Linked DNA regions of Homo sapiens: region 1 is linked to region 2. Evidence: read pairs that join two places in POLR2A ChIA-PET (ENCODE). Cell type or tissue: A673. All regions are shown on one strand. Links, peaks and the distances in the headings refer to the core of each region. The heading gives the core; the rest is flanking DNA.

What was found. ChIA-PET counts read pairs that join two places held together with the same protein. Peaks named below come from ENCODE experiments on the same cell type or tissue, not always from the same donor. Only the 100,000 strongest peaks of a DNase experiment are listed, where the experiment ranks them.
Region 1: POLR2A ChIA-PET joins it to region 2 with 13 read pairs; 2 of 35 experiments call an interaction of 5 or more read pairs at or near these places.

What each region holds. Positions count from the first base shown.
Region 1 is chr12:110,382,950-110,396,695 of GRCh38, forward strand. It overlaps ANAPC7 (anaphase promoting complex subunit 7), which reads right to left. Exons shown (of 11, transcript NM_016238.3): 2 at 13,317-13,503; 3 at 12,152-12,271; 4 at 5,563-5,674; 5 at 4,790-4,943; 6 at 3,378-3,520; 7 at 1-11. Among named protein-coding and RNA genes, the nearest start is that of ANAPC7, 14 kb to the right of the region's middle. RefSeq lists an enhancer at 1,792-1,851. In A673, for the core only: no CTCF peak of the experiment used is centred there; a DNase peak (open chromatin) is centred at 1,482; H3K27ac peaks cover 1,233 bases.
Region 2 is chr12:110,839,201-110,855,692 of GRCh38, forward strand. CCDC63 (coiled-coil domain containing 63) reads left to right here and starts at 7,787. Exons shown (of 12, transcript NM_152591.3): 1 at 7,787-7,905; 2 at 13,659-13,763; 3 at 14,205-14,374. The coding sequence starts at 13,755. It also overlaps the pseudogene RPL29P25. RefSeq lists an enhancer at 13,749-14,948. In A673, for the core only: a CTCF peak has its summit at 7,962; DNase peaks (open chromatin) are centred at 5,801, 6,061 and 7,951; H3K27ac peaks cover 434 bases.

The sequences.
Region 1 (13,746 bases), core at 1,383-9,382, 460 kb before region 2:
TACATCCATTCCTAGAAGAGAAGGACATAGTGAGAAGAGGTGTTTTAAGAAGAGAAGCAGGGGTCCCACATACAGGAGTAGCACCCAACATCAGACCCCATGCTGAGGCCCCAGCTCCTGCAGGGGCTAAGCCCTTTCCACCATCACAGGCTCCTCCAACTACTATTTCCAGTTTCCTACAAAGTGACTATTAAAATGCAAAACCCAGGTTGGGCACAGTGGCTCACACCTGTAATTCCAGCACTTTAAGAAGCCGAGGCAGGTGGATCACGAGGTCAGGAGATCGAGACCATCCTGGCTAACACGGTGAAACCTCATCTCTACTGAAAATACAAAAAATTAGCCGGGCATAGTGGCACGCGCCTGTAATCCCAGCTACTTGGGAGGCTGAGGCAGGAGGATCACTTGAACCAGGGAGACAGAGGTTGCAGTGAGCCGAGATCACGCCACTGCACTGCCTGGGTGACAGACTGAGACTCTGTCTCAAAAAAAGAAAATGCAAAACCCAGCTGGGCGTGGTGGCTCACACCTGTAATCCTGGCACTCTGGGTGGCAGAGGCAGGAGGATCACCTGGGCCCAGGAGTTCAAGACCAGCCTGGGCAATATGGTGAGACCCTGTCTCTAAAGAAATTTTAAAATATCAGCCAAGTGGCCAGGTGCAGTGGTTCATGCCTGTAAACCCAGCACTTTGGGAGGCCAAGGAGGGCAGATCACGAGGTCAGGAGTTCGAGACTAGGCTAACAGGTGAAACCCCATCTCTACTAAAAATACAAAAATTAGCTGGGCATGGTGGCGTGTGCCTGTAATCCCAGCTACTCAGGAGGCTGAGGCAGGAGAATCGCTTGAATCAGGGAGGCGGAGGTTGCAGTGAGCCAAGATCGTGCCACTGCACTCTAGCCTTGGCTACAGAGCGAGACTCCGTCTCAAAAAAAAAAAAAAAAAAAAAAAGAAAAAAAAAAGAAAAAAGAAGGGCCAGGCGCGGTGGCTCATGCCTGTAATCCCAGCACTTTGGGAGGCTGAGGCAGGTGGATCACGAGGTCAGGAGTTCAAGACCAGCCTGGCCAAGATGGTGAAACCCCGTCTCTACTAAAAATACAAAAAATTAGCCAGGCACAGTGGCAGGCGCCTGTAATACCAGCTACTCGGGAGGCTGAGGCAGGAGAATTGCTTGAACTCAGAGGGCGGATGTTGCAGTGAGCCGAGATTGCACCACTGCACTCCAGCCTGGGCAACAGAGTAAGACTATGTCTAAAACATAAAATAAAATAAAGTAAAATAAAATAGAAAGAAAAAAAAATTAGCCAAGCACAGTGGCACATGCCTGTGGTCCCAGCTACTCAGGGGGCTAAGGCAGGAGGATTGCTTGAGCCCAGGAGGTCAAGGCTGCAGTGAGCTATGTTTGTGCCACTCCCGCCTGAGTGACAGAGTGAGACCCTGTCTCTAACAACAAAACCAAAACCAAAACCAAAGGAGGCCGGGCACGGTGACTCATGCCTATAATCCCAGCACTTTGGGAGGCCGAGGTGGAAATTCAAGACCAGCCTGGCCAAGATAGTGAAACCCCATCTCTACTAAAAATACAAAAACTAGCCAGGCGTGGTGGCACACACCTGTAATCCCAGCTACTCAAGAGGCTGAGGCAGAAAATTGCTTAAACCAGGAGGTGGAGGTTGCAGTGAGCCGAGATTGCACCACTGCACTCCAGCCTGTGAGACTCTGTCTCACAAAAAAAAAACAAAAAAAAACAAAAAAAACAAAAAACCAAAGGAGCAGAACAACCTACCTCACAATTTGAAAGCCTGCTATTTTCAGGAAGTGCTTGTCCTTCTATCCTGTGGTGTGATACACAGCTACCCTAACCCAACCAGAAAAGGCCCAAAAAAGGCATCAACTAAGGTCTCTCTTCCCAGAGTTCTAGACCATCAGAAATACACTGCTGAAAAGCCAATCAGTCTCAGAAAAAGTTGGCCTATTCCAGAAAAAAGCTTGTAGTTCTATCCAGAATGCAGTTCATTAAAGATCACTGCCTCGGGCTGGGTGCAGTGGCTCAGGCCTGTAATCCCAACACTTAGGGAGACTGAGGCGGGTGGATTACCTAAGGTCAGGAGTTGCAGACCAGCCTGGCTAACATGGTGAAACCCCCGTCTCTTCTAAAAAAATACAAAAATTAGTTGGGTGTGGTGGCGGGCGCCTATAATCCCAGCTACTCGGGAGGCTGAGGTGGGAGAGTCACTTTAACCAGGAGGCGGAGGTTGCAGTGAGCAGAGATTGTGCCACTGCACTCCTGCCTGGGCGACAAGAGTGAAACTCCGTCTCAAACAAACAAATAAAAAATCACTGCCTCTCCGCAGCCCCCGCTTTATTCTCACCCACATTCTATAAAAAGGGACCTATGCTCACTGTTACCCATCTCTTGCCACCATTCTCTTCCATCCCTTGCTATCCCTTCAGATTCCCATGAAAATTCCTCTCAAGCCAAGATTACTGCAATGCTCCTGCTAGCCCCTGGGCCTGGGTCTGAGATTCCAAGCTGCCATTGCCATTCCAAGCTGCCAGCTGTTGCCAGACTAGTATTTCTAAAACATCATTTTCATCATGGGTGCAGGCAGCTTGGAGAAGAGGAATAAGCACTTGAGGTGAGGGGAGATCTTGTGCAAACAAATCCATCCTTCTAGATCTGCTTCCTCATCTAAACGCTTGGGATGGCCCCTTCCCAGCTCCATCATTCCCCTGGCTTAAGAGCTCATAAGACTGTTTATTGTCACAAGGCCCTGTTTTTCTGATGGCCTTTTTTGGACCTTTACAAATAGACAGCATATCTATCTGACCTTATTTCCCACTATTCCTGAGAACTCACTGCCAGTGTCCTAACTGCCATCTGTTGGAGGTCCCTGTGAAGATTACCCTTCACCTGCAATCTTTTTCAAGATCAGTGATTTTTCTGTTGTTCACGCCTAATTACTGCCTTTAATCACCTTATCCCTTTCTTATTCCTTTTTAATTATACTAAGGACATGGCAAAACAAAATTCCCTAAAAGGATATTATGGTTTTAGGGATGCCATCCAAATTCTCAGTCAGGCACACCATAAATTTATAAGTCATAAGGAGGAGCTATGACCCCCTCAAAAGAAAAAAAGCCAAATAATGATCTGTGGGGAGAAGACACTTGAATTCAAGCAAAAACAGCTGCTCAAATGGTATTACCTAAGCGTTAGAGACATGTGTCATGACCTAAAAAAAGTAAAAGACTAGTATAAGTTTTATACACCATTTCTATGAAACTTGGTATCGAGTATTAATGCTGCATATTCTCCCTATTATCTCTGATCCCCCCCAACAACAGCCACTGTCTTCCTGCCCCAAGAATTACTTACCTTTTATCAGATAAGGATCCAACATCTGTGCCTGTTCAAACTTGAGGACAGAGTTTTTATTGTCTCCAGCTCTGAAGTACAGATCTGCCAAGCTTCCCAATAGGTCCACGTTATCTCGCAATAAGGATTTTTTCTCTAGTGAACTTTAAGATATTTATTAAACATTGAACCTTTAAATCTATTATAAATCCTCTTAGTTGCTGAATCTGGATGATTGGTCATACAGATACTATTTTCTTTTGCATAAATATAAAATTCTTCGTAATAAAAAACTTTAAGCTTATGACTTTAAAAAAAGTTATATAGGACAGGATAGCAAAAACAAAGAATAAAGCAGAAGTCTCTCAGTACCAACAAATAACTCTGTGGTTGCAGTTCTTCAGAACACAACATACGCTACATGGTGTTAAAGGTAATGTCATTCACAAGTGACACCTATTTATTACTCAAGTAAACGACTTTGCATAACACAAGCCCAAGTCTCTTCTTGTCCTTGAACTTTATCTGAATATAAAGAAAATCCCTAGTCCTAAGCAGGCAAGCTAGGTTAGACACTGCAATAAACCAAGCTTCTGGTGAGTGCAAAATGATTTTCTTCCAGGCTGAAGAATGATACACCAAGGCCAGGCATGGTGGCTCACGTCTATAATCCCAGCACTTTGGGAGGCCCACGTGGGAGAATCACTTGAGCCCAGGAATTCAAGACCAGCTTGGGCAACATGGTGAAATCCCATCTCTACAAAAACATACAAAAATTAGCTGGGTGTGGTGGCATGCGCCTGTAGTCCCAGATACTCAGGAGGCTGAGCAGGAGGATGGTTTGAGCCCGGGAGATTGACAGGTCAAGGCTACACTGAGCTGTGACTGCGCCACTGCACTCTAGCCTGGGAGAGAGAGAGAGAGAGAGAGAGACAGAGAGACAGAGAGACAGAGAGAGAGAGAGAGAGAGAGAGAGAGAGACAGAGAGAGAGAGAGAGAGAGAGACAGAGAGACAGAGAGAGAGAGAGAGGCAGAGAGAGAGAGAGACAGAGAGAGAGAGACAGAGAGAGAGAGAGACAGAGAGAGAGAGAGAGAGAGAGAGAGAGAGAGAGAGAGAGAGAGAGAGACCGACCTTGTCTCAAAAAAAAAAAAAAAAATGACACACCAAGGTAGCCTGCTTTGCTTTGCAAGGGTTACTACCTGTGCAGGCACAGAGCTAAACTCAGTCAGATTTCTATTTTTACAGGTCTCCAACAGAGATGATTACATGATTACATTTGGGACCATTCAGTATAAAAGACTAACACATCCCAGAGACTGGCTGCAGCACCAACAGCAAAGCATCTCATTTTTCTTTTTGCTACTTCAGATACATCAGACTTCCAGACAAGCAAAGGGCCTCAAGAACACTGAATTAACTTTGTGGCTCTCACCAGATGGTACTGATTGCTCTTGAGTTGTCACCAGTGTGCACAAAAGCATACGCTTTGATCCACACAGAGAGCCAGTCCAAGTTAGGCACGGTTTGGATCACATTCATTGTCATGGATGCCACCTCTGCCCCTTTTACAGAAAGGGACAACAAGCCTAAACCAACAGAAAGCAGAAGAAAGAAAGTAAGGCACGATATCTCTCTTCCACATGCAAGGAGCAACGGGCTACATCTTCCCTTGGCTAAAAGGCAACTGCTTCCCTATTCTGAGCGATGCATGAGAGAAAAACCATAATTTAGTATTTCTTTTCTTTTTGAGACAGTGTCTTGTTCTGTCCCCCTGGGCTGGAATGCAGTGGCACAATCTCAGCTCACTGCAACCTCTGCCTCCTGGGTTCAAGCGATACTCATGCCCCAGCCTTCCGAGAAGCTGGGACTACAGGCACGCGCCACCATGCCTGGCTAATTTTTGTATTTTTAGTAGAGACGGGGTTGTGCCATGTTGCCCAGGCTGGTCTCGACCTGCTGAGCTCAGGCAATCCACCCACCTCAGCCTCCCAAGGTGCTAGAATTACAGGTGTAAGCCACCATGCCCGGCCAAAAACCATAATTAAGTATTTCTTGATTGAATATGTGACAACAGGAATCCTACTAAATCACTCTCTTCAGGGGAACTTTTAAAAAAAATAAAGTTATTCTAATGTACAGGCAAGATTGAGAACTACTATCTTTGACAGTAAACATGCCATGAAAACAGGCAGGAAATATCTCTACCTAGAATGGCATCAAGGGCTAATGGGCACTGCCTCAGCACCTCCTTATAGCTGGTGACTGAAGGGCGCTCCTGACCAGCCTTCTTGTACAGGTTTGCCAGCATCATGTTTATCTGTACAAACACAAATAACAGATAGCAAAATAAGCGTATATTGCAAAGAAAATCTCTCACCATGAAAAAGTCCTAATTTTCATTACCAGTTATTTACTTTTTACTGGAAAATCTACCCACAACCCTGTGCAAATAAAGGCAGACTGACCCCATTCTTCAAAAGAAAGAAGAAATTGGCCAGGTGCAGTGGCTCACGCCTGTAATCCCAGCACTTTGGGAGGCCGAGGTGGGTGGATCACGAGGTCAGGAGATTGAGACCATCCCGGCTAACACAGTGAAACCCCGTCTCTACTAAAAAATACAAAAAAATTAGCTGGGCGTGGTGGCGGGAGCCTGTAGTCCCAGCTACTCGGGAGGCTGAGGCAGGAGAATGGTGTGAAACCGGGAGGCGGAGCTTGCAGTGAACCGACATCACGCCACTGCACTCCAGCCTGGGCTACAGAGTGAGACTCCATCTTAAAAAAAAAAAAAAAAAAAAAGAAAAGAAAAGAAATTACTACCCTTCCTTTCCCTAGCTCCTGCCTTCCCTAAGAGGAAAGTCACATTACCTTCCCACAAGGCCCAGTAATATCTGAACAAAAGACGCTGCCCTCTGGAAACTGGAATAACATTCATTTAAGAAATGGTAGAGAACGCTAGTTAACTTGATTCTTTCTTGATCTTAAAACAGAAGATGAACTATCTCACATAAGAAAGTGAGAAACTCTTGACATAGCTAGTTAAGAAGGATCAGCTCAGTTTTTCCTAATAAGGAAATGATACAGAAAGACAGATAAAGAAGTATAATACTTGGCTTTTCTTTGACAATTCGACTTGTGGCTAGACTCTAGCCTTTCTAACACTTAAGGCTTTGGCCCGTAGGTACTAACTCACTAAAGTAATGCTACAAAAATCAGCTACACTATTTAAATCCAGTGAGTGCAGACAGCTGCATTTTAGCGTAATTTAAATATGTAACTTTGTAAAGCTAAATTAAAATAATCCTACCTAACATGCAACTGGGAAATGAGAAAATCTAAAAGTTCTGGCCGGGCGCAGTGGCTCATGCCTGTAATCCCAGCACTTTGGGAGGCCGAGGTGGGTGGATTACGAGGTCAGGAGATTGAGACCATCCCGGCTAACACAGTGAAACCCCGTCTCTACTAAAAAATACAAAAAATTAGCTGGGCGTGGTGGCGGGCGCCTGTAGTCCCAGCTACTCAGGAGGCTGAGGAAGGAGAATGACGTGAACCCGGAAGGCAGAGCTTGCAGTGAGCCGAGATCGTGCCACTGCACTCCAGACTGGGAGACAGAGCGAGACTCCGTCTCAAAAAACAACAAAAAAAACCCACAAAAACAAAAAAAAAGCCAGAAAATCTAAAAGTTCCTAAGAATGTAGAAGTTATAGGCAAGTGATAAAAGACCTTCCTAATAGTACACAGATAAACACAATATTCCAATTTAAAATTAGATTTTTTTTTTTGAGACGGAGTTTCACGCTTGTCACCCAGGCTAGAGTGCGATGGCACGATCTCAGCTCACTGCAACCTCTGCCTCCTGGGTTCAAGTGATTCTCCTGCCTCAGCCTCCTGAGTAGCTGGGATTACAGGCACCCGCCACCACGCCCAGCTAATTTTTTTTTTGTATTTTAAGTAGAGATGGTGTTTCACCATGTTGGCCAGGCTGGTCTTGAACTCCTGACCTCAGGTGATCCAACCACCTCGGCCTCCCAAAGTGCTGGGATTACAGGCGTGAGCCACCGTGTCTGGCAAAATTAGTAGATTTTAAACACAACAGTATTTGCTAGATCATTAACCTAAGGAAGCAGTCAATGTGAGGGCACAAAAGAAAAAAGGTCAACCCCCAATCTCTTCGATTTAACTGTGGCTTGGTATGCCAGATATTTATAGAAAGAGTGGCTCTAAAGATAAAGAACATCTGTTCCAATTATAGACCTACATTATATAAAACAATCTAATATAGCATTGATTCACACTAATTCAAACAATGGAATAATGAAATACTAAAAATAAAACTATTTTTTACTTGGCCTCAGATTTTCCATATTAGGCTACTATTTTGAAAATGCAAAGAAAAATACTTAAAAGGAAAACTCCAGGATTGATGTCAATACTTGTAAAGAATAAAAAGTTAAATTTAAGATCCTTTCTTGACTGCTGGTTATATTAACAAACTATGACTGATGGACTATCTTTCTCAACAAATATCAAAATTTCCTTTAAGCTACTTGACTGTCACTTTAAAAGAATGAGTTTTGAGTAATACCTAATGAAAAAGTCAATTATTGGCCGGGCGCAGTGGTTCACACCTCTAATCCTAGCACTTTGGGAGGCCGAGGTGGGTGGATCACGAGGTCAGGAGATCGAGACCAGCCTGGCCAACATGGTGAAACCCCGTCTCTACTAGAATACAAAAAATTAGGCAGGTGCAGCGGTACGCGCCTGTAGTACCAGCTACTCAGGAGGCTGAGACAGGAGAATCGCTTGAACCCAGGAGGTGGAGGTTGCAGTGAGCTGAGATCATGCCATTGCACTCCAGCCTGGGCAACAGAGAGAGACTCCATCTCAAACAAACAAACAAAAAAAGTCAACTATTTTAAAAATAGATACTCACTTAAAAACATCATAAAGCCACATTCCACCAGTTATAAACACAAGCAGTCATCATTTTCTAAAAACTGAGTAAGAAATTCTATGTTGGTATGTTTACTCTTAAAAGGTGAAGATTTACCAAGATTTAATAATCTAACACTGGAATTTTCCTTTAAAATGTGAGGGAATATGTGGCGATGTTTACCATATATTAACAGACATTCATTTAGACACATTTTGACTCACTTCCTTGTCCTTTACATAGACTGAGAAGCCAGTTAACTCCCTAACAGACAAGAAAGAAAAACTGTAAATGTTATAGGTTTATGTTTGAGGCACACATCTTTGCTCCTAGCTGTAAGAGCACTACAGAATGAAGGATATGTACTGCTGACAAATGCAGACTCATACAGGTGCTCTAAGAATGATGGCAATGAAAATCAAGCAGTGGATGCTATAAAGCTGAGATGCTTTAACATTACTATTTTCAAAAAAAAGTCCTACAAATATCCACAGGTCATTATGAAGGAGATTATGGTATATTTCTAATAAAGTAAGGAATAGTATCCTTCAAAGTTTATAATTAAAATGGCTTCTTGGCCGGGCGTGGTGGCTCATGCCTGTAATCCCAGCACTTTGGGAGGCCAAGGCAGGCGGATCACCTAAGGTCAGATCGAGACCATCCTGGCCAACATGGTGAAACCCCGTCTCCACTAAAATGCAAAAAAGTAGCTGGGCGTGGTGGCACACGCCTGTAGTCCCAGCTACTCGGGAGGCTGAGGTAGGGGAATCGCTTGAACCCGGGAGGTGGAGGTTGCAGTGAGCCAAGATTGTGCCACTGCACTCCAGCCTGGCAACACAGCAAGACTCCACCTCACAAAAAAAAAAAAAAAAAAAAAAAAGGCTTCTTACAAAAGGAAGATACCTTGAGCATTGCAGCAGACATTCTTCATCTGTGCAACAAGATTATTCTTGGAGTAAGAGAAGACTTTCATAGGTTACCAGAACAGGATTTAGTATACAGCATCCAGGCTTATGATGAGAGAGGTTAATTCATAATAAACTTTCAAGTGTTTTTAATAGCAGCCACCATCATACTGAAGAAATAGCTTCAAAAACTCAGAAAATAGTAAATAATACCTTAATATGAGGAGGTGCTTAAACATGTTCTCATCAAGTTTGGTTACTTTTAAAGTTCAGCAAGACTTGGATGAAGCAGCACTAACTAAAATACACCAGGCCCCTACTGCTTAGATTTCGTATCTTTTAAAGGCAGGAGGATGCACCTGTCATTTTACCTATAAAATTCCTTATTGTTAAGCACAAGTTGCACAAAACAGTTTTTCAATAAAATGAGCAAGGCAGGAGACATGACAGTATTATTAGAATATTAAATACTGATATATTCTCACATTCATGAATTTATTTGGTATTTATAAAAGTAACAGAAAAAATACTATTCTTCTCATTTTATAAATAAAAAAGTAGTAAAGCTCACAAATTGGTAACTTGCCCAAGTTCACACTGCACACAGCTTGTATGCACCTAAACTCAAACTAGACACCAGATCTTTTTTTGTTTGTTTTTTTGTTTTTTTTGAGATGGAGTTTCACTCTTGTTGCCCAGGCTGGAGTGCAATGGCACCACGTCGGCTCACCGCAACCTCTGCCTCCTGGGTTCAAGCGATTCTCCTGCCTCAGCCTCCAGAGTAGCTGAGATTACAGGCATGCGCCACCACACCCGGCTAATTTTATATTTTTAGTAGAGACGGGGTTTCTCCATGTTGGTCAAGCTGGTCTCGAACTCCCAACCTCAGATGATTCACCCACCTCGGCCTCCCAAAGTGCTGGGATTACAGGCATGAGCCACCATGCCCAGCCGACACCAGATCTTTTGATTTTAGTTAAAGGTGTTTTCTTCACTATAATATGCTGCCAAATCAAACACAAAGACATATTCTACACATAAATAAGGATAAAAGAATCTTACAGTATTAATTTTCAAAACAAAGGAATAAAACCACCCCCATTACCAAATGTGTACACCTATGGAAGGCAAAAAATGAAGTTCTAAAAAAGTATTTTTGCCACCTGGAAGTGTTTTGCAAATAAATCATTATTTCCTATAATAAGAAATATCAAAGTCTTCTCTGCCTATGGAGTAGCCATTCTTTATTCCTTTATTTTATTAATAAACTCACTTTCACTTAAAAACAAAAACAAACACAAGGAGGCCAGGTGCAGTGGCTCCTGCCTGTAATCCCAGCAATTTGGGAGGCTAAGGGGGGAGGACAACTTGAGCCCAGAAGTTTGGGACCAACCTGGGCAAATGGTGGAGACCATCTCTATTTAAAAAAAAGAAAAAAAAAATTGGCCGGGCATGGTGGCTCCCACCTGTAACCCCAGCACTCTGTGAGGCCGAGGTGGGTGGATCACCTGAAGTCGGGAGTTCAAGACCAGCCTGACCAACATGGAGAAACCCAGTCTCTACTAAAATTACAAAATTAGTTGGGCATGGTGGCGCATGCCTGTAATCCCAGCTATTTGGGAGACTGAGGCAGGAGAACTGCTTGAACCCGGGAGGCAGAGGTTGCAGTGAGCTGAGATTGCACCATTGCACTCCAGCCTGGGCACCAAGAGCGAAACTCCCTCTCAAAAAAAAAAAAAAAAAAAAAATAGCCGGACATGGTGGCTCACGCCTGTAATCCTAGCACTTTGGGAGGCCGTGGCAGGCGAATCACAAAGTCAGGAGTTCGAGACCAGCCTGGCCAACATGGTGAAACACCATCTCTACTAAAAATACAAAAAAAAAATTAGCTGGGCGTGGTGGCGGGTGCCTGTAATCCCAGCTACCCAGGAGGCTGAGGCAGGAGAATCACTTGAACCCGGGAGGTGGTGGTTGCAATGAGCCGAGATCGCACCACTGCACTCCAGCCTGGGCAACAGAGCAAGACTCTGTCTCAAAACAAAAAAAACAAAACAAAAATAAAAAATAGGCTTGGAGTGGCATCTCACACCTGTAATCCCAGCACTTTGGGAGGCCAAAGTGGGAGGACAGTTTGAGCCCAGGAGTTTGAGACCAACCTGGGCAACACAGTGGAACCTTATCTCTACCAAAAATAAAAAAAATTGGCCAGGTGCGGTGGCTCCCGCCTGTAATCCCAACACTTTGGGAGGCCGAGGTGGGCGGATCACCTGAGGTCAGGAGTTCAAGACCAGCCTGGCCAACATGGCAAAACCCCATCTCTACTAAAAATACAAAAAAATTAGCCTGGCGTGGTGGCAGGCGCCTATAATCCCAGCTACTCGGGAGGCTGAGGCAGGAGAATCACTTGTACTTGGGAGATGGAGGTTGCAGTGAGCCCCCATGCTATTGCACTCCAGCCTGGGCAACTTTGCAGTGAGCCCCCATGCTATTGCACTCCAGCCTGGGCAACAAGAGTGAAATTCCACCTCAAAAAAAAAAAAAAAAAAAAAAAAAAATTAGCTGGGTGTGGCAGCATGCAACTGTAATCCCAGCTATTTGGGAGGCTGAGGTGGGAGGATTGCTTAAGCCTGGGAGGTTGAAGCTGCAGTGAGCCAGGATCACAACACTGTACTGTAGCCTGGGTGACAGTGAGACTCTGTCTCAAAAAATATTAAATTAAGTTAAACATAAAAAATAAAAAAGAAAAAACAAAGAATAAGCATGTGTAGTATTCTCCAGCTATCATTTTCATCAGCTGGATTTTCAGGGTCCCCCACCCCCACTCCATGAAGAGGAAGAAAATGAGAATTAGAATCATGGGTAAAATGTTCACACGGACTCCTTAATGCATGAGAAAACATGGAGAGAGGGAGCAGGGTTAGGAGAGCTGAGGAGAAAAACACATAAACATTCAACTTACTTTGGGAGTTCTTTGTCTTGAAGGGATCCCATCAAGTATAGCAATGGCATCTTTATCTTGTTTTAGCATTGTATAACATTCAGCCATTTTGTATTTCACTTCAATTTCAGATGGAAGACACTAAAAGACAATGGAAATATTTCTTTGAAACGTTATTCCAACAATATGACAGTTCTTCAAAACGTTAAACATAGAGTTATCATATGACCCAGCAATTCTTTTTTTTTTTTTTGAGACAGGGTCTCGCTCTGTTGCCCAGGCTGCAATGCAGTGGTGCAAACATGATTTACTGCAGTCTTAGACTCCTAGTCTCAAGCGATCCTCCCACCTTGGCCTTCTGAGTACTACAGGTATGTGCCACCATGCCGTTTTGTAAAGACAGGGGTCTCACTATGTTGCCAAGGCTAGTCTCAAACTCCTGACCTCAAGTCCTCCTACCTCCGCCTCTGGAAGTGCTTGGATTACAGGTGTGAGCCACTGTGCCTGGCCTCATCTTCTTTTTTTTTTTTTGAGACAGAGTCTCGTTCTGTCACCCAGGCTGGTGTCTCCTGCCTCAGCCTCCCAAGTAGCTGGGACTACAGGCATCCACCACCATGCCTGGCTAATTTTTTGTATTTTTAGTAGAGACGGCGTTTCACCGTGTTAGCCAGGATGGTTTCAATCTCCTGACCTCGTGATCCGCCCGCCTAGGCCTCCCAAAGTGCTGGGATTACAGGCGTGAGCCACTGCGCCCAGCTTCTGGCCTCATCTTCTACATCTAATCAGCTATCATCTAAATCAGCGGTCCCCAACCTTTTTGGCACCAGGGGACCAGTTTCATGAAAGACAATTTTTCCACAGATGGGGGGTGAGGGGGTGGTTTCAGGATGAAACTGTTCCACCTCAGATCTTCAGGCATTAGTCAGATTATAATAAGGAACACACAACCTAGATCCTAGCATGTGTAGTTCACAATAGGGTTTGTGTTCCTATAAGAATCTAATGCCGCAGCTGATCTGACAGGAGGCGGAGCTCAGGCAGTAATATTCACTAGCCCTCCACCCACCTCCTGCTGTGCAGCCTGGTTCCTAACAGACCAGGCACTGGGGCCTGGGGACCCTGTTCTAAATTCTTGGAGTCTTTCTCAAAAAAAAAAAAAAAAAATCACAATTCTATCTCCAATTACCTGACTTTGTGGAGTAGATGCAGAATTTCCAGTTGAAGGTCTCACTTTTGAAGTTTTACTTAGCGCTTTCTTCTGCTGTAAAGCCATGGTATACTTACTCACAGCATTCCGATATTCCTTATCATGAAAGAGAGAATCTGCATGATACACCAAAAGCTGGTACTTCTGAGGTGGGGAGAATAACTCACTAGAAAACAAGAGAAAATGTAATACATCTTTTCCTCCCTTTCAATCCAAGCTCCCCCAGCTTCTTTTTTTTTTTTGAAATAGATTCTCACTCTGTCACCCAGGCTGGAGTGCAGTGGCACGATCTCGGCTCACTGCAACCTCCACCTCCCGGGTTCAAGTGATTCTCCTTCCTCAGCCTCCCGAGTAGCTGAGATTACAGGCACATGGCACCACACCCAGCTAATTTTTGTTTTTTTTTTTA
Region 2 (16,492 bases), core at 4,153-12,152:
TTAAAAATACAAAAATTAGCCAGGCGTGGTTGTGGGCACCTGTAATCCCAGCTACTCAAGAGGCTGAGGTAGGAGAATCGCATGAACCCGGGAGGCGGAGGTTGGGGTGAGTTGAGACCGCACCATTGCACTCCAGCCTGGGCAACAAGAGCGAAACTCTGTCTCAAAAAAACAAAAAACAACCAAAAAACCCCCAAACACTTCTCATGCCAGCTGATCCCACTTTGTCCACAGCTAAGAATGGCAGCAGAATGCTATGTCACTCTATACAGAAACAAGACCACCTGAAGCTAAATAGATGCTCACCACGGAGTCAACAGGTCCTGTCTCACAGTGCACGCCCTGAGCTACCACTCCTCCGAAAGCCATCTTCCCCCACGGCCTCATTGCCAAGTGAGGAACATCAAGAGTTTGTCTTGGTTGTTTTGTTCTTTTTTACAAACTATGGATATGTACAGTTGATAACTCAGGATTTCTAGCCAATAACCGTATAGTTAACATCGTCTTAGAATTTAAAAAAATGTCAGAAACATCTTTAAATGCCTTGCCATACCATCAAAGGGCACAGAGAGAGGAGAACACAAGAGTGCCTTTGCATTTTAAAAATCTTTGACTTGGCCGGGCATGGTGGCTGATGCCTGTACTCCCAGGAGTTTGGGAGGCCAAGGCAGGTGGATCATGTGAGGTCAGAAGTTCGAGACCAGCCTAGCCAACATAGCAAAACCCCATCTCTATTAAAAAATGCAAAAATTATCTGGGTGTGGTGGCGCACACCTGTAGTCCCAGCTACTTGGGAGGCTGAGGCAGGAGAATCGCTTTAATCTGGGAGGTGGAGGTTGCAGTGAGCCGAGATAGTGCTACTGCACTCCAGCCTCAGCAACAGAGGGAGACTCTGTCTCAAAAAAAAAAAAAATCCCCAAGTTTGACTTATTTTCTTAGGATGAATCTCCACATTTAGGTTTCCTGGGTTGAAGAATATAAACATTTTTATAACTCTTGCTGTGTGAGGCCAAAATGTTTTCTGAAGAATCTACACCTGTGTCAGAAGTCTGTCACTGAGATAATGAGTGGCACTTATCTTATGGATTAGTACTGTTTTTACTTATTTTGTTTGTTTGTTTTTTGAGATGGAATCTCTCTCTGTTACCTAGGCTGGAGTGCAGTGGTATGATCTCAGCTCACTGCAACTTCCACTGCCCGGGTTCAAGTGATTCTCCTGCCTCAGCCTCCCAAGAAGCTAGGACTACAGGCACGCACCACCATACCCAGCTCATATTTGTATTTTTAGGAGAGATGGGGTTTCACCATGTTGGCCAGGCTGGTCTTGAACTCCTGACCTCAGGTGATCTGCCTGCCTTAGACTCCCAAAGTGCTGGGATTACAGGTGTGAGCCACCGTGCTCAGCCCTGTTTTTATTTTGAATGCCATGGGTGGGGTAAAATATTTCACAATCTTTGCAGACTTTAAAGTTCTCCATTTGGTCCTGGCAGTCTCAATAAATCAAGGCTCAGAGAAGTCTATTTGCTTTTCTAGGGGCACACAGCAAACCAGTGGCAGATCCAGGACTCCAGCATTCTGTCCACTGCGCCATTGTGCCTCACTGTGTTACAGGAAAGGGATCCGGATCCAGACCCCAAGAGAGGGTTCTTGGATCTCCTGCAAGAATGAATTCAGAGTGAGTCCATAGAGTAAAGTGACAGCAAGTTTATTAAGAAAGTAAAGGGATAAAAGAATGGCTACTCCATAGACAGAGCTGTCCCGAGGTCTGCTGATTGCCCATTTTTATGGTTATTTCTTGATGATATGCTAAACAAGGGGTGGATTATTCATGTCTCCCCTTTTTAGATCATATAGGGTAACTTCCTGACATTGCCATGGCATTTATAAACTGTCATGACGCTGGTGGGAGAGCAGCAATGAGGACGACCAGAGAACACTCGTCGCCATCTTGTATTTGGTGGATTTTAGCCAGCTGCTTTTCTGCAAACTGTTTTATCAGCAAGGTCTTTATGATCTGTATCTTGTGCTGTCCTCCTATCTCATCCTGTGACTTAGAATGCCTTAACCGTTTAGGAATGCAGCCCAGTAGGTCGTAGCCTTATTTTACCCAGCCCCTACTCAAGATGGAGTTGCTTTGATTCAAATGCCTCTGACAATTGGAAGGGAGGCCAAGAGGGGTGCAATTCTGGATCCCACTAGGAAGGAATTGGAAACTTTGGATGTCAACAATGGCCACGGTCTCTGTATCTGATAGTTCTTTTTTCTTTCCTGCCTCAGTTTATTTGTACAAAGAGCACAGGAGGACAATAGTCCCGTGGGGTTGACAGCCCAGGGGTTACACCAGTCCTTCCATCCTGGCCTGAGCTGGAAGTGAAGCTGGACCCCAAGCCTTGGTTTGATCCTTGGCCTTGGCCTTTGGCCGACAGAGCCTGAGACGCTTGGCAGTGCCAGCACAAGGCAGGAGAATCACTTGAACCTGGGAGGCAGAGGTTGCAGTGAGCTGAGATCTCACCACTGCACTCCAGTGGGGTGATGCAGGCAGGTTGATGGAGCTTCCCAAGCTTGGAGTGGGTGATGCAGGCAGGTCGATCAAGCTTGTGGCTGATGCCCTTTGGGATCTTGGGCTTAGCCTCCTCGGGCTTTGCCAGGGCCTTGATAGCCTCGGCACGTGCACCCATGGCCTTGGCATTGTTGGCCTGCATCTTCTTCAGGCTCTTTTTGTTGTGCTTCTTGGCAAAGCGCATGTTCCTCAGGAACTTAGGGTCCACCCCCTAAAGAGATTCATATCTTTGCGATCAGAATTTGTTTTTTGTTTGTTTGTTTGAGACAGAGCCTCCCTCGGTCACTCAGGCTGGAGTGCAATGGTGCAATGTCAGCTCACTGTAACCTCTGCCACCCAGGTTCAAGCGATTCTCCTGCCTCAGCCTCCTGAGTAGCTGGGACTACAGGTGCATGCCATCATGCCCGGCTAATTTTTTTGTATTTTTAGTAGAGACAGGCTCTCACCATGTTGGCCAGGCTGGTCTCAAAGTCCTGACCTTTAGTGATCTTTCCACCTTGGCCTCCCAAAGTGCTGGGATTACAGGTATGAGTCACCATACCCGGCCTGTGATCAGAATTTTTTGAGGCCATTTCTGTGCTGTTTTTGGGACTGGTTGTCCGCAGTGTGGTTCTTGGACTTGGCCATGTCTGCACCGTAACCTGCAGCCCCTGAAGCACCTGGTTCTGGAAGGGGAAGTCTGTATCTGATAGTTCTTGGTTGCAAACAACAGAATCCTCTCCAGCTGGCTTAAGTGGACGTGGAATGCATTGAAGGCCATTAGGCAGTCCATAGATGATCTGGTGGGCTTGGTGGCTCTGCAGCGGGAACAGAACTCACCTCCCTCCACCTGTGGGCCCATGCGCTTCAGCTTACACCACGGACTCTGAGGACTGGAGGCATTCGGCCAGCACCTGCCCCAAGTTCTCCCAGCGGACTTCCCCTCTCACTGGCCACCCTGAGATCTCAGGTGGGCTCGATGAGATCTTGAGACCTGTGAGATCCAGGGTCCTCCACCCAAGTCTAGAATAAAAATCAGGACTTTGCTAGCAAGGAAAACCTGAGGAAGGGCTTTGTGCACGGTCTGCCTGTGCGGCCACGGCAATGTAGACTTGGCAAAAGAAGGCTACCCTGGCCTGACTTCACACAGTCTGTTGGCTCCAGCACCCAACACCTCATGAACCTATTCATCAGTCCTTTGTTTCCCAGGGAATTTTGTGTCCAGATTCCACTTCCTGGGAAAGGAGCTCTGATTGGTTTAACTTGCGTGAGGTGTTCTCTTCTTGTCCAATCCGCCACAGAAGGAAGGAGGATTGGGGGACCTCAAATACCACAGGCGTGGAGATTAGGCCACTCAGCAGGGCAGGGGAAGATGGAAGGGGCTGGAGTGGCCTCCTTCGCTGAGGAACAACAACAGTTTATTTGTTACCAAGAAAACAAATGAAGTGGGACTAATGGCACCAGTGAAGTTGAGGCACCCATACTTTTTTTTCCCCAAAATGATTTGTTATGTTATTCAATACACATGACAGCAGAAGTTGGAATCCAGACTACTTGACACTTAGCTTGTGGATCAGTACTGTTTTTATTGAATGTCATAGGTGGGGTGAAATGTTTCACAACCTTTGCAGACTTTAAAGTTCTCAATTTGGTCCTGGCAGTCACAAGAAATTGAGGCTCAGAGAGGTCTGTTTGCTTTTCTCAGGGTGCAAAGCAGAGCAGTTCTCTCCATTACACTACTGCGCCCTCCCTGCCTGTGCCCCCTTTTCTAAAATTTTTTTTATTTTTTATTTTTCTGAGACAGGGTATTGCTCTGTCACCCAGGTTGGAGTGCAGCGGCATGATCATAGCTCATTGCAGCCTCGAACTCCCAGGCTCAGGTGTTCCTCCTGTCTCAGCCTCCTGAGTAGTTAGGACTACAGGTGCATGCCACCATTCCCAGCTAATTTTTGTATTTTTTGCAGAGACAGAGTCTTGCCATGTTGCCCAGGCTGGTTTCGAACTCCTGGGCTCAAGCAATCAACCCACCTTGACCTCCCAAAATGCTGGGATTACAGGCATGAGCCACTGCGCCTGGCGAGAATTATTTTCACATTCCCTGTTGGGGACCACCTGACCATGGCCCCCTGGACCCACATCATTGGGCCAGGACATCAAATCTAGACTAGGACAATCGTATTCTCTTGGGAAGAGAGGAGGACATTGGAGCATCTCTTGGGAAGAGATGAGGAAGTTGAGATGAGGACATTGATTTTTTTTTTTTAAACTGAGTTCTAAAATGGGAACTTATAAGAAGCAAGATGGGAGGAAGAGGGGACAGCAGAGAAAATAGTCCTTAAAAAAAGAGGCCAAGTTGAGAGACCAGGTGGTTCCAGAGAGGGCTAGAGGGAGGAGCTGCCTTGGTTTCTGACAGCTTACTAGTTCTGGGTTCTTGTTCCTCATGGGATCTGCCTCCAACCTTTGTGAGATAGCCCTAACATTCATACGATGCAGCATGCTTTAGATGAAAGAAACAGAAACTGCAATCCACACTGGCTTAAAAAACAAGAAACGTATTCATTCACATAATAGGAAATGCAGAGTTCCTATTGTTCATAATGTGGGTTTCAGGCAAGGTATGATCAGGGTGCCAGCCACATTGTTCTGTAATTCTCCCTAGGCTCCTCCCTCCATCGTGTGTTAGCCTTGATCTCACACTGGCTTCCCTCATAGTTGCCAGAGGGCTGTCAGCAACATGAGGGGCAACATGCTTTCTTGTTTGCATCCATAAGGGTAGAAAAGCATCTCCCTCTACCCCAAGTTCTTCCTTTCTGTCTGATAGGCCACTGTCAGTTGCACGCCTATTCCTGGACCAGTAGAAGTTTCTGGGAGAATGCTATGCACTAATTGGCTTAAACTTAGATTCCCAGTCATTGGCAAGGAGGTGATGGGATGGCTGTGATTTGCTAACACTAATGGAGATCTACCTTGGAGGTGTGTGTAAAACTCAACTGCTCCTGGTTACATAGGCTCAATGGGGAAGGACTGTTACCTGAACAAATTGGGATTGGCTGGGAAGAAGGAAAGGGAAACAGATGAGGAGGCCAAAGAAAAAAATTCATTTTGAGATAGTTCGAGTGGGTTTCTGATTTTTGTAACCAAAGAGTCACTTGGACTGTCAGTTTTCTGGTCTGCGTCCAAATGCCTCTGCCTGGTCCCTCTGCGGCTTGGCTCTAATTTCCTCCTGTGTTCTGGAGGCTCTGCTGTCGCCAACATTTCCCACCGCTGGCTCATCGCTTTGGCAAGCTGGCATCTCACCCTGCTCCAAGTCCCGCTGATAAAGCAGAAGGTCCCTTTAGCAGAATCGATTCTGACATGTTCTAATTAAAAAAGCCTGATACGTCTCTGCATGGCGGCTGCTGAGAGCTGCGCCCATAAAGACAAAGAGAGTAAATTCGTCGGAGGAAGGTCTATTTTTAACAAGTCCTGAACCTAATTGAACTTAATCATTTTTCAGTCGTTGACACTTGAAATGTGTGAGTCATTGGGCTCTGCATGGAGCTGAGTGCTGGAGCAGCCCTTTAAATATCAGAGATGGGAGATATCAGCTTGCAGGGCTGCTCAGATTTGGGGCTGTGGTTTCAGTCAGGGTGTGGAAAAGCGTGGGGCTCCAGAGACAGGGAGCCTTGGGTTCAAATCCTGGCTGCTCCACTGACTGCAAAACTCGGTTTCTCTAAGTCTGTTTCCCCATCTGTAAAATGAGGATGGTCAAGTGTATCCAAAACACTTCATATGAATCATTTGGAGGCAAGGCCTGACATGTAGCTGTTCATAATCTATCCTTATCTTACTTGACATGAATATTGATGTTTCCTTGCAGAAACAGTAATTCGTTTGATCTGGACTGTGTGGCCCGAACCCTGTATGTAATATACTGTCCCACTGACTTCCCTCATGGTTACAACGTGGCTGCCAGCAACATTAGGGGCAACATACTCCCTTGCGTACCATATTATCTTTCTGAAACCAAAAACATGGTAAGTTCTTTTTTTTTTTTTTGAAACGGAGTCTCACTCTGTCACCCAGGCTGGAGTGAGTGTGATCTTGGCTCACGGCAACCTTTGCCTCCTGGGTTCAAGCAATTCTCCTGCCCTAGCCTCCCGAGTAGCAGAGACTACAGGCACCCACCGGGTGTGTGCCACCATGCCGGGCTAAATTTGTTATATTTTTAGTAGAAATACAAAAAAAAAAAAAAAAAAAAAAGAAATACACAGGGTTTCACCATGTTGGCCAGGCTGGTCTTGAGCTCCTGACCTTAAATGATCTACCTGCCTCAGCCTCCCAAAGTGCTAGGATTATAGGCATGAGCCAGCGCACCTGGCCTCCAAAATATGGTAAGTTCTAAAACACACATCCTGTCCCAAGAATTTACGGATGAAGTGGAGACCTTAGCAGGGCTGAGCTACTACAATCCACTCAGGGGGCTAGGAGTTAAAGTGGAAATCACATGGAATCAAAATTACTGTAGAAAACAGGTACCCCCAATAATTTTCCATTAATTCTGTGATTGTTTCTAGAGCTTAGCCCCAGAGAAAGTAGTTGACTTGTGTTTCAGGGCCGATTGTATGAAAAATGTGTATCTTTAAACCACTAAACTCCGTTAGGGCAGTGAAAAGCTCACTTGCCTGGATCACACTTGGGTTCCCGTGTTATGCTCACAGTGGGTGGGGGTCAGGTGGATGTTCTGAAGAAAATTCTCCTGCACTGATGAAGTTATTTTTCTCATGAAATATCTCTTTCCCCCCCCGCCCCAACATTTTTTTTTAATTTATTTTTACTTTATTTTATTTTTCAGAGTAGAAAAAACTGGGCTCCTTTGAGTTAGCTGCGTGTGAAGTCTGTACCTAGCAGGGCTGCTGTGAGCATGAGTGTAGGTGTAGGCTAAGAAGACGGTGAATGGGGTGTGAGTGGGGCGAGGTGGACCAGCGATTGCATGGCGTTGGCCGAGGGAGGGGCTAAGACTGTTGATTGACTCAAGAAGTCACTTAGCGTCATGAGGGTCCGGGTAGTCTGGTAAGGGGTCGCTGGAGAGTGTGTCGCCCCTCTCCCCCAACCAAAAGCTTCCCTCCAACCAGCTGCTCTTGTCCTCTCCTCCCGAGGGCCCTGTGCCCTCCCAGCGGACTTGCAGGGGAGAACGTCCATGTTTGTGCGAGTCACAAAGGCGCCCGTTCCAGGGGTCCCAGAACGCCCGGGCGTGGGGCTGGGGGTGTGGCGCAGCGAGGCCGCGCAGCAAGCAGTCCTCCCGGCACCGTCGGAAGCGCAGTTGCAGCAGCCGTCGGACAAGCGGCCGGAGCAGCCACGGACAAGCAGTCCGGGCCCCGCCACTGGTAAGTTTCGCCGCCCGCCCGGCCGCGCCTGCTGCGCCACAGCTCCCCCTGCCAGGGAAAAGGAAAGAGCGGTCGCGGTCCCCAGTCCATTCATATCTCGCTGCCCTAAGCGTTGAAAGTATCAGGGTCTCCCGCAATCATGCATAAATAAATTGTAGTGTGTAAAATAACTCCAGAGCCGCGCGAGGTGGCTCATGCCTGTAATTCTAGCACTTTGGGAGGCTGAGGCAAGAGGATCGCTTGAGCCCAGGGGTTCGAGACCAGCTCGGGCAAATTCGTCTTTACAAAATATTTAAAAACTTAGCCGGGCGTGGTGGTGCCACCTGTAGTCCCAGCTTCTTGGGAGGCTGAAGGGGGAGGATCGCTTAAGCCCGGGAAGGTTGAGGCTGCAGTGAGCCGAGATTGAACCACTGCACGCTAGCCTGGGTGACAGAGAGAGAGAGAGACGCTCTCAAAAAAGGAAAAAAAAAAAGTTCAACAAATTTTTATTTTCCTCCCATAATAATCCTTAAAAAACAAAAAACAAAACAAACAAACAAAAAACAAGAAAAACAACAACAACAACAAAAAACTGTGTATGTGTTTCTGTGCTCCTGTTTGGCTAGTGCCCTAAGCACATGTTTAATTCCAGGTTGTGCAGCCCTGGCTCAATATGATCCACATAGCTGCCTGTCCCAAGGTCCCTAGGGAATCCTTCGGGGGCAGGCTTGTCTTTTAAAGGCAGGTTGTTAAAATTCAGAAGCAGATGAGGTGCAGGCCTAATTAGATATTAGATAAATGAAGATGATCTCTGCCTGGAGGAAACTTCATTCATTCAAACTGTATTTGCCAAGAGCTGCCCATGCGCCCAGGACTATGGATGCTGTGGTGAATAGACTGAGGCCCAAGGGGCAGGAGGCCCTTGCCTGACGTCCCCTGACCTGGGCTGCTGGGCTTCTCTGCACTTTTCCTCGCACACGCTGTTCCCCAGAAGTGGGCAGCTTTTAGATTCCTAACAGGAACTGCAAATTCAAATTCCTACTGGCTCTAGGCAGTTACAGAAAATGTGAGAATTGTGGGGAGGGGAGCTTAGCCAATAGGGAGGAGTGGGGCCTGTGGCCAGGAGAGTGAGTGCATGACCCACATTTATGTTTTGAAACACTGTGGAACAGAACTGGAGGTAGGTTGAATTGGCCCCATGGACTATGAGTTTCAGACCCTTGAATGAGAGGGTGGTAAGCCAGGGGTCAGGACATCCAGGAGATGCTCTGCAGGCCAAGCTATGAGGATGGGGGTGAGGGGGTGGATCTGTTCCCCAGGGAATGTAGGAGCCCATCCCAGAGGGCACTGATCGAAAGGGAAAGGCCTGGGTTAACATCTGGAACCTGAAGAGAAGCCAGCACCCTAGGGGAGAGTGACTATGTATGCGCATATGGATCAGCAAAAAGGCAGGAGGTGATGGAGCTTTTGGTTCCTGGAGAATGGTGCATAACCCAGCCAATGATCTCATGGGCCAGACAGACTGGTACTTGAAAATCCCACTTCACAAACAGGCTACGTTCGCCCAGCGTCTGTCATGAGCTAGGCACTATGCTAACCACTTTACAGACATTATTTTGCGCTGAGATATGGGTGTGGGTATCCCCATTCTACAGATGAGGAAACTGAAGCTCAGAGAGGTCAAATCACACTGTCAGTGAAGGTCAGATATACCCAGTTCATGTTATTAAGATGGTGCATTACAAATCCACTTAGGACCCAAAGGGCCCTGGAACATAGAACAGCTCCTGGACAATATGAAATTGGAGCTGCCCCAAATTCCAGGGCTGAAAGAGGTCCCAGAGAGAGCATCCTGTGCCCAAACCTTGTTAGTCAGGTAAATCCTCCTACAGCTTCTACTCCTACCTGGAGGACCCTTCCAGAAATGATCAAGATACAGAACCATTGTCTTATACCACTTCCCTGCCTGTGGGAATTTCCCAACATCAGACAATTCAGTTGGCCCCCAAACCCTCAAAAACATCAGGGAAAATCCAGAGGTTCCTACATTACCAGCCACTATTTTCCTATCACCCATTAACCTGAGAACCATTTTCAAGGTATGGACCATGTCAGTTAGGAATGCTTTAGGCTTCAATGAACAAAATATTTGGTGACTGCCTTAAACAACAGTGACTCTTGCTATTTCACCTAACATGATGTCTAGAGGTAGGCAGTTCCAGGGATGGGGCAGTAGCCAACAGTGTCAGTTAGAACCTAAATTTTTTCCTGTCTTTCCTCTTTGCTGTCTTTAGGTGTGACGGTGATATTTCTCTTCATGGTCATGGGAGGGTTGCCACTGAACCATCATGCATGCCTTCACAATAATTTCTAAAAGCAGAAGGAGAGAGGAACACGAACAAGCTCTTATTTCCTTTTTTTTTTTTTTTTTTGAGATGGAGTCTTACTCTGTTGCCCAGGCTAGAGTGCAGTGGTGCGATCTCAGCTCACTGCAACCTCCATCTCCCAGGCTCGAGTGATTCTCCTGCCTCAGCCTCTTGAGTAGCTGGGATTACAGGTGCCCACCACCATGCCCAGCTAATTTTTGTATTTTTAGTAGAGACGGGGTTTCACAATGTTGGCCAGGCTGGTCTCAGTCTCCTGACCCCAAGTGATCTGCCTGCCTTGGCCTCTCAAAGTGCTGGGATTACAGGCATGAGCCACTGCGCCCGGCCCAAGTTCTCACTTTTTGTCCCAAAGGAATGGAATATACTTCTCCTTATGTCTCATTGGCCATATCTGGGTCACATGTCTATCATTAGACCAATCATTGACAAAGGGAAGTGGGGTTACCATGATTAGCAGGAAACAATCATGAGTCATCCTCTGGGACTGGGCACATTGAAGGGGTACAAAATCAGATTTGTGTTAGGCAGAAAGAAGTTAGGGTATTCTCTGAGGCATGCTAGCTGCTATAACAAATACATCCCCACATTTCACTGGCTTAACACAACAGAAGTTAATTTCGCATTTGTGTAACAGCCCAATGAGGATGTTCATGGTTGGCAGATGACTTCTTCTACAAGTAGATCTGGGGACCTGTCTTGTGGCTCTGCCTCCTGTAAATGTCAGATGAGGCAAGAAAGGATGGAAAGGTCACATCCACTTCTTAAAAGTCATGATCTGGAAGTGACAGACTTCCCCTCTGCTCACATCCCATTGGTGAGAATTCATCAGAGAGCCCTGCCTGGATCTGAGAGGAGCAGGGAGGCGAAGCCCTGGTTGGGCAGCTAACTCACACAACAATGCCACATGGAGGGAAGCGACTGTTGGGGAGGCAATGAACTGATCTCTTCCAGGCTGATCTATCTCATCCTTGCTTTTAAGAAGCATCCAGGCTGGACGTGGTGGTTCACGCCTGTAATCCCAGCACTTTGGGAGGCCGAGGTGGGCGGATCACCTGAGGTCATAAATTCGAGACCAGCCTGACCAAAATGGTGAAACCCCGTCTCTACTAAAAATACAAAATTAGCCGGGCATGGTGGTGCATGCCTGTAATCCCAGCTACTTGGGAGGCTGAGGCAGGAGAATCGCTTGAACCCGGGAGGCAGAGGTTGCAGTGAGCCGAGATTGTGCCGTTGCACTCCAGCCTAGGCAACAAGAGCGAAATTCTGTCTAAAAATAAGTAAATAAATAAATAAAAATAAAGAGCAGCGTCCAGTCTTTTACAGATCTCTTTGCTAGCCACTTTCCACTAGATACTGCCTATACTTGAGCGCAAATCGTTTTCTGAACACTCCTTTCAGTCACTTCCTTCTCACCCTTTGCCCGAGCAGTTCTCTCTGCCCAGAATACGCCCCCAACCTCCAACTTTTCTTCTCTGCCTGGTGAACTCCTATTCATTCCTCAAAACCCAAGTTAAAAGTCATCTTCTTTGTGGAGCCTTTTTTACTATTTTGTCATAGGCAGGATTTATGGCACTTTGCAGGCTGACTTACCACTGAATTCCACAGTGTGTAGCATACAGTGGGGGCTCAGTTTATGTGCTAAATAGATGTAAGTACTTCAGGTATGAGAACTCATTTGGTTGCAAGCAATAGAAAATGCATCTCAGGTTGCTTTAATGGAATATACTGATTTCTGTAATTGGACATTACCCAGAGGTATGTTCAGGCTTGGCTAAATGCTGGTGCTTGCTTGGATGATGTTCTCAAGCCTCAAGATTCAGTCTGTCTTCATTTTGTCTTCTCTCCTCCATTTTAGCTTGGTTCTCAGCCTCTTGCAGAGGCGAGATGGCTGTCAGCCCCTCCTGACCTTATCCACCGAGGTTCAAGTGCAGCAGGAAACAAAGTCTCTCTCTTCTTGAGTGTTCCAGCTTAAATTCCACCATTCACTCTGGTTGGACTAGCTAGCTTCATGTGCCCATCCACCCCCGAAGAAATCCCAGGCTAGAGGGCTGAGATCATGCAGATTGACTGGGATCTGGTGCTCTGATTCTCCCATCCAGAGTCGGATGCCCCAATCTTGAAGGTGGTGGGGTATGGTCAGCCCCCAGGAGTGCAGGAAGGTGTGGCTTCCCATGGGAACTTCAGGGTATTGTTACCAGGAGATAGAGGAACACCCCTCTCACCCTCATCAACATTCACCACCCTGCACCTTCGCCCTCTGAAACAATCCATATCCTGCCATATCATCCTAGCCACTGTGTACTGAGCACTTACTACGTCCCAAGCACAGTGCTGAGTGTCTTACACACTCAATGACATGGCTTCTAGAATTTCTCCCATTTTCCAGGTGAGGAAAATGAGGACTACAGAACTGAAGTGGCTTGCCCGAGGTTAATAAGTGGCTTTGGAGGAATTTGAAATGAGATCTGATGATTGGCACAACCAATGCTTTAAACCATTGCATTGCAGGACCCTCAATGGTGGCAAAGCTGGAATTTCTGCTTTTGGAACCCAGCTCCTGCAGTCTGGAATTGGCTGTGCAGTGGGTCTCACAACCTCAAAGGATGTGATGTGTGGGATTAATGCTGTCCCTTGCTCTGAATAACTATGGGCTAGATGAAGTTCAAGTGGTGACATGATAAGAATACTGACTCCTGCTCTAAGATGGGAGGGTGGGGATTCCCTGACAGCTGCAATTGAAGTTGGGCACATTTCTATTTAACCCCATCAGGGGACACACTGCCCCGATGCCTTTTTTTTTGTGAGATGGAGTCTCACTCTGTCACCCAGGCTGGAGTGCAGTGGCGCGATCTCGGCTCACTCACTGCAATCTTTGCCTCCAGGGTTCAAGCAATTCTCCTGCCTCAGCCTCCTGAGTAACTGGGATTACAGGTGTGTGCCACCACACCTGGCTAATTTTTTTGTATTTTTTGTAGAGACAGAGTTTCACCATGTTGACCAGGCTGGTATCGAACTCCTGACCTCAAGTGATCTACCGACCTTGGCCTCCCAAAGTGCTGGGTTACAGGCATAAGCCACCATGCCCGGCCCCCTGATGCCATTTTGCCCCCTCTTTGGGTACACAGGGAGCAGGAGGGTAACTGACACGCCAGAACCATCTGCCCAGCTCCTAATAATAAATGGTGAGAGAACCAGGTTCCAGGCAAACATTGCTTTAAAACAAATAAGTGCCTTTTGTCACACCCGGGCAGCCATCTGGGTATCCTCCTCATGTGCCAAGGTGTGGGTGGAGGAAGGGATGGCAGGGGGAGGGAGGAGGTGCCGTTCTGACCTGCACCCCCAGCAGGGGTGGCTTACAAGTTCTCTTCCTTTTGCCACCATGAACAGGGCATTGCAGAGAGACAGAGAGAGAGAGGAAGGCTCACTGGCTTTGAGCTCTCTGGGTACAGTGTCTGAGTGGAGGCAAAGTGCGGTTCCTTCAAGATGTCTGTGGTAGGTGATGCCAGCTCCCAGCCACAGAGCACCTACTATGGGGTCAGGCACTGTGCCATCCACTTTACACGTTAGCTCGTCTCATCCTGACAAACAGATCTGTGCTCACCCATTTTGTAGGTGGGAGGCTGGAGGCTCAGAGACATCCAGTGACTCACCCAAGTTCCCACTAGATGGCACAGTCAGAGTTTGAACCCAGAACCCCAAAGAATACCCTCCCCTCACCACAGTATGCAATTACAAGTCAGTCATCTCTCCACCCTAGCAAGCCAGGGTGGGTTTTCCATGTAATAGACAAGCAGCTGACATCACCCAAGGGAAGGTCTTCCACTTCTAGCCATGGCCCAGCCACCCCCACTGCCCTTCACTCTTAAGCCCATCTGTGGGCTTCTCTAGCCACCTGGCCCACTACGGCCTCCCACTCCTCTCCATCTCCCCCAGTTGAAGAAGAACAGGAGAAAAGACTCCGACACTCCCCAGGAACCTTCGGAGAAGGCCAAAGAGCAGCAGGCGGAGGCAGAGCTCCGGAAGCTAAGGCAGCAGTTCAGGAAGATGGTGGAAAGCCGGAAGTCTTTTAAGTTCCGAAACCAGCAGAAGATTGCGAGTCAGTAGTAAGTGATGGTTGGAGTTTCGCACTGAGTGACCTTGGAGGAAAGTTGGGGTTGGGCTTCATGTTGCTTGTCTTCTGTTCTGTGACCCCTGGGGCAGGGAGCCACCTCTGAGCCCCATTGGAGGATCCACGGTCTTTTATCTGCAGAGCCTAGTTTCAAGAGAAACTCACTTGAGATGGCTTCAGTGAAGAGGGGGAATTTCTTGTCAGAATGCAGGGTGTTTTGGGGACCCCTGGTGGGCAGGGCACCCAGATCTCAGGGAAGGACCTAATTGAGGAAAGAGTTCTGGTTTCTGTTTTTCTCCGCACATGACTTCTGTTCTCTCTCTCTCTGAATTTCAGCCTCAGCTGGTGGGAAGTGGCTGCTCCAGCTCTCAAGTTTACCAGCTGCACAGAGAGAGGGTCTTGAATCAATTCCAACCTCACATTCCTGGGAGACGGAGACTCTGATAGGCTCAGCTTGGGTTAGCAGTCTCCTCCTGGTCCAATCAGCTGTGGCTTGAGAGGGCAAGGGACACAAAAATGTCTGGGGCTGTCACTCCCTTGGTCCTACCAGGGAAGTGGAGGAGTTCCCAGAGAAGGCGGAAACCCTAACAACGTTTCCTAATTGTGTGTCTTATGAGAACTGCAAGATAGAATATTTGAAATTGGATTGCATCAGAAATTACAATCATTTCTTTTCTTTTTTTTTTTTTTTTGGAGTGTATCATTTCTTTTCTCTTTTTTTTTTTTTTTGGAGATGGAGTTTCACTGTTGTCGCCCAACCTGGAGTTGGCAATGGCGTGATCCCAGCTCACTGCAACCTCCGCCTCCCGGGTTCAGGTGATTCTCCTGCCTCAGCTTCCTGAGTAGCTGGGATTACAGGCGCCCACCACCATGCCTGGCTAATTTTTGTATTTTTAGTAGAGGCAAGATTTCACCACGTTGGCCAGGCTGGTCTCAAACTCCTGTCCTCAGATGATCCACCCACCTCGGCCTCCTAAAGTGCTGGGATTACAGGTGTGAGCCACCATGCCCAGCTGTGTGTATCATTTCTTCAGGCAACAGAAAGGTGTTCCCTGGGGTTGAATACACAAACATTAAGCAGACTTTCTTAGATTCCCTCCAAGGGAATGTAATTCCTTAGCTGCATCCATATTGTTTATAAAGGCAGAAACTGTCCATTGTTAGAAAGGAAATCTTACTGTTAGATGAGAAGTTCACAGGATGGGGAAAAGGAATTTTTATTTTTATTTTTATTTTTGAGACAGGGTCTGGCTCTGTAACCCAGGCTGGAGTGCAGTGGTGCCATCTCGGCTCACTGCAACCTCTGCCTCTCAGACTCAAGCGATTCTCCGACCTCAGCCTTCTGAGTAGCTGGGATCACAGGCGTGTGCCAGCACGCCTGGCTAATTTTTTGTATCGATGGGGTTTCACCAAGTTGCCCAGGCTGGTTTCAAACTCCTGAGCTCAAGCAATCCGCCCGCCTAGGCCTCCCAAAGTTCTAGGATTACAGGCGTGAGCCACCATGCCCGGCCTGAAAAGGGATTCTTTAGATTTTCCATGGATTCAACTTACTCAGGGCCAGGGCTAGCCCATAAGGGACCTCCATGTGAATTTTTTTAAAAGGTACACTTTCTCAAGACGCTTTACTGTCATCTGTTGGAAAAATTGTCATTATGTAGAGATTTTGTTAGAACAAGAAAGTGTCTCCCAGAAAAGTGTAATAAATCTACAAAACAGTGGTGTGTTTTCAAGCTGGTGGTGCTTCCTAGGGTTGTGCAGGCCACAACCTGCACATCTGTGGCTGGCTGACCTGATTCGCAAGCCTACCTCTGGTGGGCATCAGGAAATGCCTCCTTTTGATATGTCTCTGACAATTTTTCTTGAATTTAACCCTTCTTCACCCCAACAGCACCCCACACACAGGCTTCTGGCTCTACTAAGTCAATCCATTTGATCTGGTTTCACTTTGATGGAACTGAAGAGGAGGAGGGTGGAAGAGTGGAGAGTTTAGGTTCTTATTATTTTATTTATTTATTTTTTGAGATGGAGTTTCGCTCTTGTTGCCCAGGCTGGAGTGCAATGGTGCGATCTTGGCTCACTGCAACCTGTGCCTCCTGGGTTCATGCAATTCTCC